Linked DNA regions of Homo sapiens: region 2 is linked to region 1. A link is a contact called in ENCODE Hi-C or POLR2A ChIA-PET data. All regions are on one chromosome and are shown on one strand. Each heading gives the region's core, a stretch centred on a gene start or an enhancer-like site at or near the end of the contact. The rest is flanking DNA. Distances are from core to core; before and after follow the strand shown. Region 1 overlaps PNPLA1 (patatin like domain 1, omega-hydroxyceramide transacylase). Region 2 overlaps MAPK14 (mitogen-activated protein kinase 14).

Evidence for each region. A loop is a pair of places that touch in the nucleus more often than their neighbours do. ChIA-PET counts read pairs that join two places held with the same protein, here RNA polymerase II (POLR2A). Pooled maps may share reads with other maps.
Region 2: a pooled map shows a loop between it and region 1 (2.2-fold over the local background). The contact joins two enhancer-like sites. A Hi-C loop is called at or near these places in 1 of 168 maps with a recorded cell type or tissue (naive thymus-derived CD4-positive, alpha-beta T cell) and 7 of 50 pooled maps. POLR2A ChIA-PET finds 5 or more read pairs at or near these places in 1 of 52 experiments (BJ).

The regions. Positions count from the first base shown.
Region 1 is chr6:36,300,258-36,304,095 of GRCh38, reverse strand. PNPLA1 (patatin like domain 1, omega-hydroxyceramide transacylase) reads right to left here. Exons shown (of 9, transcript NM_001374623.1): 6 at 1,627-2,235. Among named protein-coding and RNA genes, the nearest start is that of PNPLA1, 32 kb to the right of the region's middle. RefSeq lists a silencer at 1,538-1,587 and an enhancer at 1,456-1,956. Within about 2 kb of position 2,193, at least 4 of the 41 ENCODE cell types and tissues checked have a DNase peak (open chromatin) inside an H3K27ac peak, as active enhancers do.
Region 2 is chr6:36,097,599-36,101,492 of GRCh38, reverse strand. The region is part of intron 9 of MAPK14 (mitogen-activated protein kinase 14); the gene reads right to left. Among named protein-coding and RNA genes, the nearest start is that of MAPK13, 31 kb to the left of the region's middle. Within about 2 kb of position 2,017, at least 3 of the 41 ENCODE cell types and tissues checked have a DNase peak (open chromatin) inside an H3K27ac peak, as active enhancers do.

The DNA of each region.
Region 1 (3,838 bases), core at 944-3,443:
TACCTTGAAAGTACCCTGCACATTCCTGCACTGCACCTGAGCATTTTAAATAAACAAAATCGGAAATGCTCTTTCTACTCCAACCCATCCAATCCCACAAACCACGATGTTCAAAATCCTGCCCATTTAAGCTCACCTGTCACCTCCAAGAAGCTTTTCATACTGCCCCAGAGATAAGTGGTCTTATTCTCTACGAATACCCTCCAACACTGTGTTTTTATTAGTTATATAGTACTTAATACTTCTGATATATATATATTTTTTAAATGGAGTTTCACTCTTGTTGCCCAGGCTGGAGTGCAATGGCACAATCTTGGCTCCCTGCAACCTCCACCTCCTGGGTTCAAGCGATTATCCTGCCTCAGCCTCCCAAGTAGCTGGGATTACAGGCATGCACCACCAAGTTTGGCTGATTTTTTTGTATTTAGTAGAGATGGGGTTTCACCATGTTGGTCAGGCTGGTCTTGAACTCCTGACCTCAGGTGATCCACCCGCTTTGGCCTCCCAAAGTGCTGGAATTACAGGTGTGAGTGACCACACCCAGTCCCTGATTGTATTTTTGAGGTTAGTATCCCTGTTATCTCCTCTGCTGAAAGGGAGATTTCCTGAGTAAGGAATTGAGAACGTTTTATCTTTGCAGGCCCTATAGTGGTGCTTCTGAAACCGTCTGTAGTAGTAAGGAAACAGTTTTTTAAAAATTTCTGGCTGGGCGCGGTGGCTCACGCCTGTAGTCCCAGCACTTTGGGAGGCCAAGGCGGGCAGATCACAAAGTCAGGAGATTGAGACCATCCTGGCTAACACAGTGAAACCTGTCTTTACTAAAAATACAAAAAATTAGCCAGGCGTGGTGGCGGGCATCTGTAGTCCCAGCTACTCGGGAGGCTGAGGCAGAAGAATGGCGTGAACCCGGGAGGCAGAACTGGCAGTGAGCCAAGATCACGCCACTGCACTCTAGCCTGGGCGACAGAGCGAGATTCCATCTAAAAAAAAAAATTTCTTTGTAGTCTATAACAAACTAGTAATTTTGTGAAATACAATGCAAATGAATTAGTAAAAAATGGTCAAGCTCCGGGATGTTGTGGAAATACCTTAGTGCTATAAACGTTTCTAAATGATTACTCTTAATTTCTGCACACCCTCCGTGGTGGGCTAGTAACACACAGTTGAGGGCTGGGTTGGTCTGCGGACCACTCTTTGAGTAGCACGCCCAGCACAGCAGGTTTCACAGTAAAAATCTACTGGCCCAGCGGTCTCAAATGTGAGCAGGCAAAAAATCACCTGGAGGGCTTGTAAAAAAGGCAGCTGGGCCGCACCTCCAAAGTTGGTAATTTAGTAGGTCTGCAGTAGGACCTGAGAACTGTAATTTCTAGCAAGTTCCCAGGTGATGCTTTTGCTGCCGGTAGGGGGATCGCACTTTGAGAAGCACTGCACCAAGGGAAATGAACCAATGTCTATTACACTGCCCCCTTGTGGCGGACTGTCCTCATAATGGACAGAGATGCTAAAGCTCACTGCTAACTTCAGCCACGCACCCCTAAAGAAGCGGTTATCAGCCCTGGTGTCCTTGCTCGCTTGCCAAGGGGCTCCAGGCATGAGAAAGTCATAACAAGCCAGAAGGGTCCATACCTTGGGGCTGTTCTTGGCCTAGTTCCTCCACAGGTGGCTGAGCAGGGAAGGCTGAAAGAGAACTTCGGGGCAGTGTTTGAGGTGCCCCCACAGTTGAAGGCCCCAGGGATGGCCTGGGTGAAGTGGGTGCCTGAGAGTGTAGGGATCTGGCTGGTGATCCAGACGGTTGTACCTGCTGCTGAGGTGACAGAGGTGACAGTCCAGGTGGTGGGGTGGGCAGTGATGAACCAGGTGTGGAGCTGGGTGGCTTGTGCACAGCTGGGAATGATACAGGTGGCATGCCACTTAGAGAAAGTGGAGTTGAAGAGGCCAGTGGCTGTGCAGGTGGCTGCTCAAGTGGAGAGACTGGTGCTGAAACAGGTGACTCGCATGTGAATTCAAGTGTCTGCACAGGTTGGGACACAGGCGGACCATGGCTGCCCCTTCCATCCCCTTTGGGAACCCACTCCTTGTGAGGTTGTGTGGCTCCTTCCAGACTGGCCTGCCGTGCTCGAAGGCTTGGTTGACTGCGTTCAGGGCACTCATTGCCAAGGGCGAGTTCTATCTGGCAGTACACTTCCACCCGGGGGAAAATCACTCTCTTGGAGGAAGAATTAAGATAAACAGCATCTAGGATAAACAATAGCATGGGGTGTTACTCAGCCCTGGCAGCAGCATGGCCTTTGCAAAAATGGTTTCTTGAGTTATTTTCCTAAACAGGAACAGTGCTTTTCAAAGGTCTTTCTGTACTTACTTGAATTTACAGTGAGTGAAAACAAACGTGATGGTTTCTGGCACTTACGGTGTAGTGTGGGGAAGCAGGCGTTGCCCACCCAAATTATCTAGAGTTTCAACTGAGGCAAGTGCAGGAAGAGAGGAATGTGGTGCTGTGAGAGAGGGCAGGTCATCTGAGGGATTGGCAGTGAGTAGAGATCTGAAGGGTACGTGGCCCAGGATGGTCAGGGCGGGGTGGTGAGGGTGTTTCAGCAGAGGGAACAGCACACACAAAGGCCACAAAGTTTGAGGACACACCAGGTGGTCGGGGGCCTGAAAGGTCAGTGTGGGGCGGGGGTACTGTGCTGGGGGAGGAGGCTGAGGAGGCGGCAGGGGCCGGACCATGTCAGGGCTGTAGGCAGCAGCTAGGATCCTTAGTTTTCATGGCAAGCATTATTGTAGCATGACTTTTAGGCAGGGGAGGTAATCAGCTGAGGCTGGTTCTGAGAAGGTCACTGTGGCTGTAAGACTCATTGAGAAAGGTGAAAGGGTTGCCTGAGCCTGGGAAGCTGAAGCTTCAGTGAGCCATGATCGTGCCACTACGCTCCAGCTTGGGTGACAGAGTGAGAACCTGTCTCAAAAATAGTGGGTGGGTGGGGGGGCGGGGGGATGGCGTTTATCTAGGCCACATAACAGCCCTTAAATAAGAAAACAAACAATTCAGTTTTTAAAATGTGTGAAAGAGCCAACTGAAAGGGCTCCCAATGGCCAAAGCTGGAACAATTTGAAGAACACAATAAAGTAGTATTGAATAATAACCCAAAGTATAACATAACCATGAATCCATACTGATATAAACATATATTACGTAGGTAAGTAAATCAGGGAGAAGAGAGAAAGCTCCCCTGCAGAAGAATTCTTAGTAATTTATGTAGATGCTTGACCCTTTAGGAAGTGGAGCATAACTTCTCACTCCTTAAATATGAGCTGTGCACAGTGACTTTCTTCCAAAAACTGCAGTAAGGATAGAGGGAGAAAGAGTACTTCACAATGGAGAAACCCGATGGACACTACCTCGGCCAGGCGGTCATGGTCAACATCAGCAGGGATACGTCATGTTGGCAGCACGTGCCCATGAGGTAACGTGATGTGAATAGCACCTTACCTCTGTGGTCTCCTCCCCAGAACTCAAAACCCCAGCTTAATCTTGAGAAAAACATCAGACAAACCCCAACTGAGGGACGTTCTACAAAATACCTGACCGATAGTCAACTCTGTCAAGGTCATCAAGAATAAGAAAAGTCTCTGTAATCCCAGCACTTTGGGAGGCCGAGGCGGGCGGATTATGAGGTCAGGAGATTGAGACCATCCTGGCTAACACGGTGAAACCCCATCTCTACTAAAAATACAAAAAATTAGCCGGGGGTAGTGGCATGCACCTGTAGCCCCAGCTACTCGGGAGGCTGAGGCAGGAGAATGGCATGAACCCGGGAGGTGGAGCTTGCAGTGAGCCAAGATT
Region 2 (3,894 bases), core at 768-3,267, 200 kb after region 1:
AAATCTGGTTGCTTGGGCAAGTTCACCTTCTTTATTTATTAAAAAAATTTTTTTAGAGACACAGTCTCTGCTCTGTTGCCTAGGCTGGAGGTCACTGGCACAATCACAGCTCACTATGGCCTCTAACTCCTGACTCAAGCAACCCTCCTGCCTCAGCTTCCCAAGTAGCTGGGACTACAGGCATGTGCTATCATGCCCTAATTTTTAAATTTTTTTGTAGAGCTGCAGTATTGCTGTGTTGCCCAGGATGGTCTCAAACTCCTGGGCTCAACTGATCCTCCCATCTCAGCCTTCCAAAGTGCTGAGGTTGCAGGTGCACGCCACCACACCCAGCCTTCCGCTTCTTAATTATTGCATGTGGAGTCAGGAGGAAAGGTCTGCTTTGAAAAGCAATTGAGAATCTTTCTGATTTGAAAAGAAAGTTTTAGGAATTGAATACATAAATGGCTGTAATCCCTTTCTACTTGAACATGTAAATAAAAAGAGGAAGGGAAAACAGGTAAGAGAGAACTATCTCATTCAGAGAACAGTCATCCCTTTAATAAAGATAAATCAAAAGACGACCTGAATATAGCTGAAGTAGAAACAAAGCTGCTGGGAAGGGCCCTCTGTGATGCCAACCTGGTTCCCCAAAATATTAAGGGTATCTTACAAAGAAAGAAGTGCCCCAATCATCTCTGATAATAAAACAAGAGTTAGACTAAGTAGTTAATAATTAATAAAGAAGGTACCTAACTGTACCAAAGTGTTTGTATTTATTCTATATTATTTGTGTATTTTCTTTTAAATATAGTACATATTAGTATTGGATATTTCAGTTTTGTTTTTAAATAAAGAATCCTCTTTTGGTCATTAAAAAAATGGATGAATTGGAAAGCATGCTAATGGACTTCAGTTAACTACCCTTCTGATAAAGGTCACGATAGTAGCACACCCTAGCTACAGGCAGAGCACCTAGAAAGAAACCGCCTCACAAGCACTAAATTCACACAACCAAATATAAAAATAACAATTTTCCATTTACAAGCTTACTAATTATATTCCCAATCTCACAGGACTGGATGACATTTTATCCCAAAAGTCAACATCTTGCAATAGCACATAGGCAGGCCTCAAGGCACATGCAAGCATCCAGTGATGTTAAGAACTGTTGGTTATACGGTGGCAATAAAATGAGAATGTGGCTTCTCAGTGCGACATCCCTGTACAGTCTCTTTGTTCTCACCTCATGGCTTGGCATCCTGTTAATGAGATAAGCGGGGGGTGTTCCTGTCAGACGCATAATCTGCTGAAGCTGGTTAATATCTTAGATGCCTAGTCAAGGGCATTGTTAAACATACAGTGCAAAAAATAATTTTCAACTCAAGTTTTTAAAAAGGTCAAAAAGCCACCCCCAAACAGACAAAAAAACCTACCCTCCATTCCCCCTACCCGAGAGCCCACAGCTGCATGCTACAGTACACTTCTGTGAATGACATGAGTAACTAGGCACGTAGCCAGTGACTGGCCATGCAGATAAGAAAAATTACTTTTCTTTGGTTTTAGCATCATCTTTACTGTTAAATATTTTAGGTTCCCTGGAAACAGACTGCCCCTTGATCCAGGATGCCAGCCATAGAACTGTTTTCAAGTACTGATGGCCAAAACCTGTTTGTGGGAGAAATATAGATGATTCCAAAAATTTTGACTCAACTTTGAACAAAATAAAATATCCAACATATCCATTCAAGGAAGAGACTAAACTTTTGCGGCACAGGTTCTCCAAGGCACCATCCCTCCGAATTAAGACACACGTGGGCATCTGGGTTAATAAGCAATGCCACATTTCAAAGACATTAGTTAGTGGTACATTTAAAATACTTGCCACAAACACAAAATGGTAAATGAAGAAAGAGGAGAAGAGGAGAAGGTTAGAGGCTAATGGCAAAGGCAAAACAGAAGTCACAGGCTGCTGAGAGTGTTAAAGCATGCCACATGATTTCCTCCACAAGTCTCTTCAACTAGCGAACAGACTAACCTCATTTAACAAACAGCTGGAGGGAAGTCTGCAGAATACTCTGCAAGCATCTGATAAGGGCAGAACTATGAGATTTTCTATATGTATAGGCACATATGTAAGCTGTACTACAACTTCTCTCTTTTAACTGTTCCATCAATGTTAATACAACTCACCCTCTTCTAAAATGTCAGAACTGTTTATCATGTTCCTACTAAGAGCAGAAGTGATGAGATTTTAAAAATATTCAATGTAATTCAATAAACCCCTTTTCTAGTCCTGTTCTTGTTAACTACTAATTCCCTCATTCAGGTGAAGTGTCATCTTTAATAAGCACCATGGCCAAGCAATTTTACTTCATGGCTTTCCCAAATAATTTTTCTACTTTAGCTCGTCCTCTGAACTGAACTCCCTAGTGGTCAGATGACTTAGCAGTAATCTGTTTAAGGCTGGCCACAGGGAGGGAGCTAGAGCCATGTGCTCCACGCTGCCTTTTACGCTCCCTAAGCCCAAAGACAGAGGCCAGTAAATTCCAAAAGGGGATAGGAAATACACTTTGATTTGCGGTCCTTTTAAGAAACGTTAACAGATCCATACCAGATGATGGAATTCTTTATTTTGTTAGGAGTACAGATAACAGAATTTAGAGTTACCTTTAACAAATCACATAACAAATGATACTTTTCATGCCAAGGGAAATAACAAAAAGGGGCCACAAAGTAAACCAGCAATAGCAGAATACCAGTTGGGTCTTAAAATGTAAAAATCCTCCACTTCCCCTTTCTTTCTGTGAATGATACCTGGCCTGCACATTTTCTGTCTTTGTCTCCTTTAGTCAAAGAGGTTATTATATCCCCTTTCTGTCAAGAAGTTAGAAAGATTCTATTTCTGGAGGAAAATGTGAATGAGTCAGGTCTTCGCTTTTTTATCTAATTTAATTAATTAGTTTATTTATTTTTAAAGACAAGGTCTTGCTCTGTTGCCCAGGCTGGAGTGCAGTGCATGATCACCACTCCCTGCAGCCTCAAACTCCTGGCCTCGAGTGATCCTCCTGCCTCAGCCTCCCAAAGTGCTGTGATGACAAATGTGAGCCACTGTGCCCAGTCTGCTTTTGCTTTCTTAATATGATTTTCTTGTTCTTTCACTGATTATTATAGATACTGGGACATTAACCAAATGAATTCTCTGTCCTTGGCCTCCATCACAACCCATTTATACCTTTTCCTATGGCTCATTCTAATAGGTTCTAAATCCATTACTGCATTCTCTTACTCGGCATTCAATTTCTTCATAATTATTGCCATCACTACTTCACTACTTTTCAGGAGAATGAAAACAGCTGTTGGCTATTTACTGCACTCCTTCACTAATGTCTTTTTTCTTTTTTTAATTTTTAAAATCTCTGAACAATTTTACTCACCTGGCCTTATTTTTCCATTCTGTTCCCATACATCATGCGCTTTTAAGATAAACAGGTACTTGGGCCGTGTCACGAACATCAAATTAATCTTGTCTACCCCTTAGGATGTTTAAACTACTTTTATCCACTCACCCCAATTATGTAGGAAACAAACCAAAAAAAAAAACCTTTCTTATTCTTATACTCAATATAATATTATTTGAGTTAAGTTCTGTATTCTGGTACTCAATTTCAGTAGAGCTGTTGAAATGTATAATGTGCCTCATTTCACAGAGAGACCTCCATTATTAGGCTGTGCACTCATTGTTTCTTTCTTAAAAATAAGTGATGGATTAATGACAGATAAATACTATTGACTATTTTACCTAGACTTTGGTTTGAATTCCTAATCCAATTCCAAATGACTAATAGCACGTATCTATAGGGCAGATGGTTGGGATGGAAGAGAAGACTAAGAAAGGGCTGCTAGGAGACACTC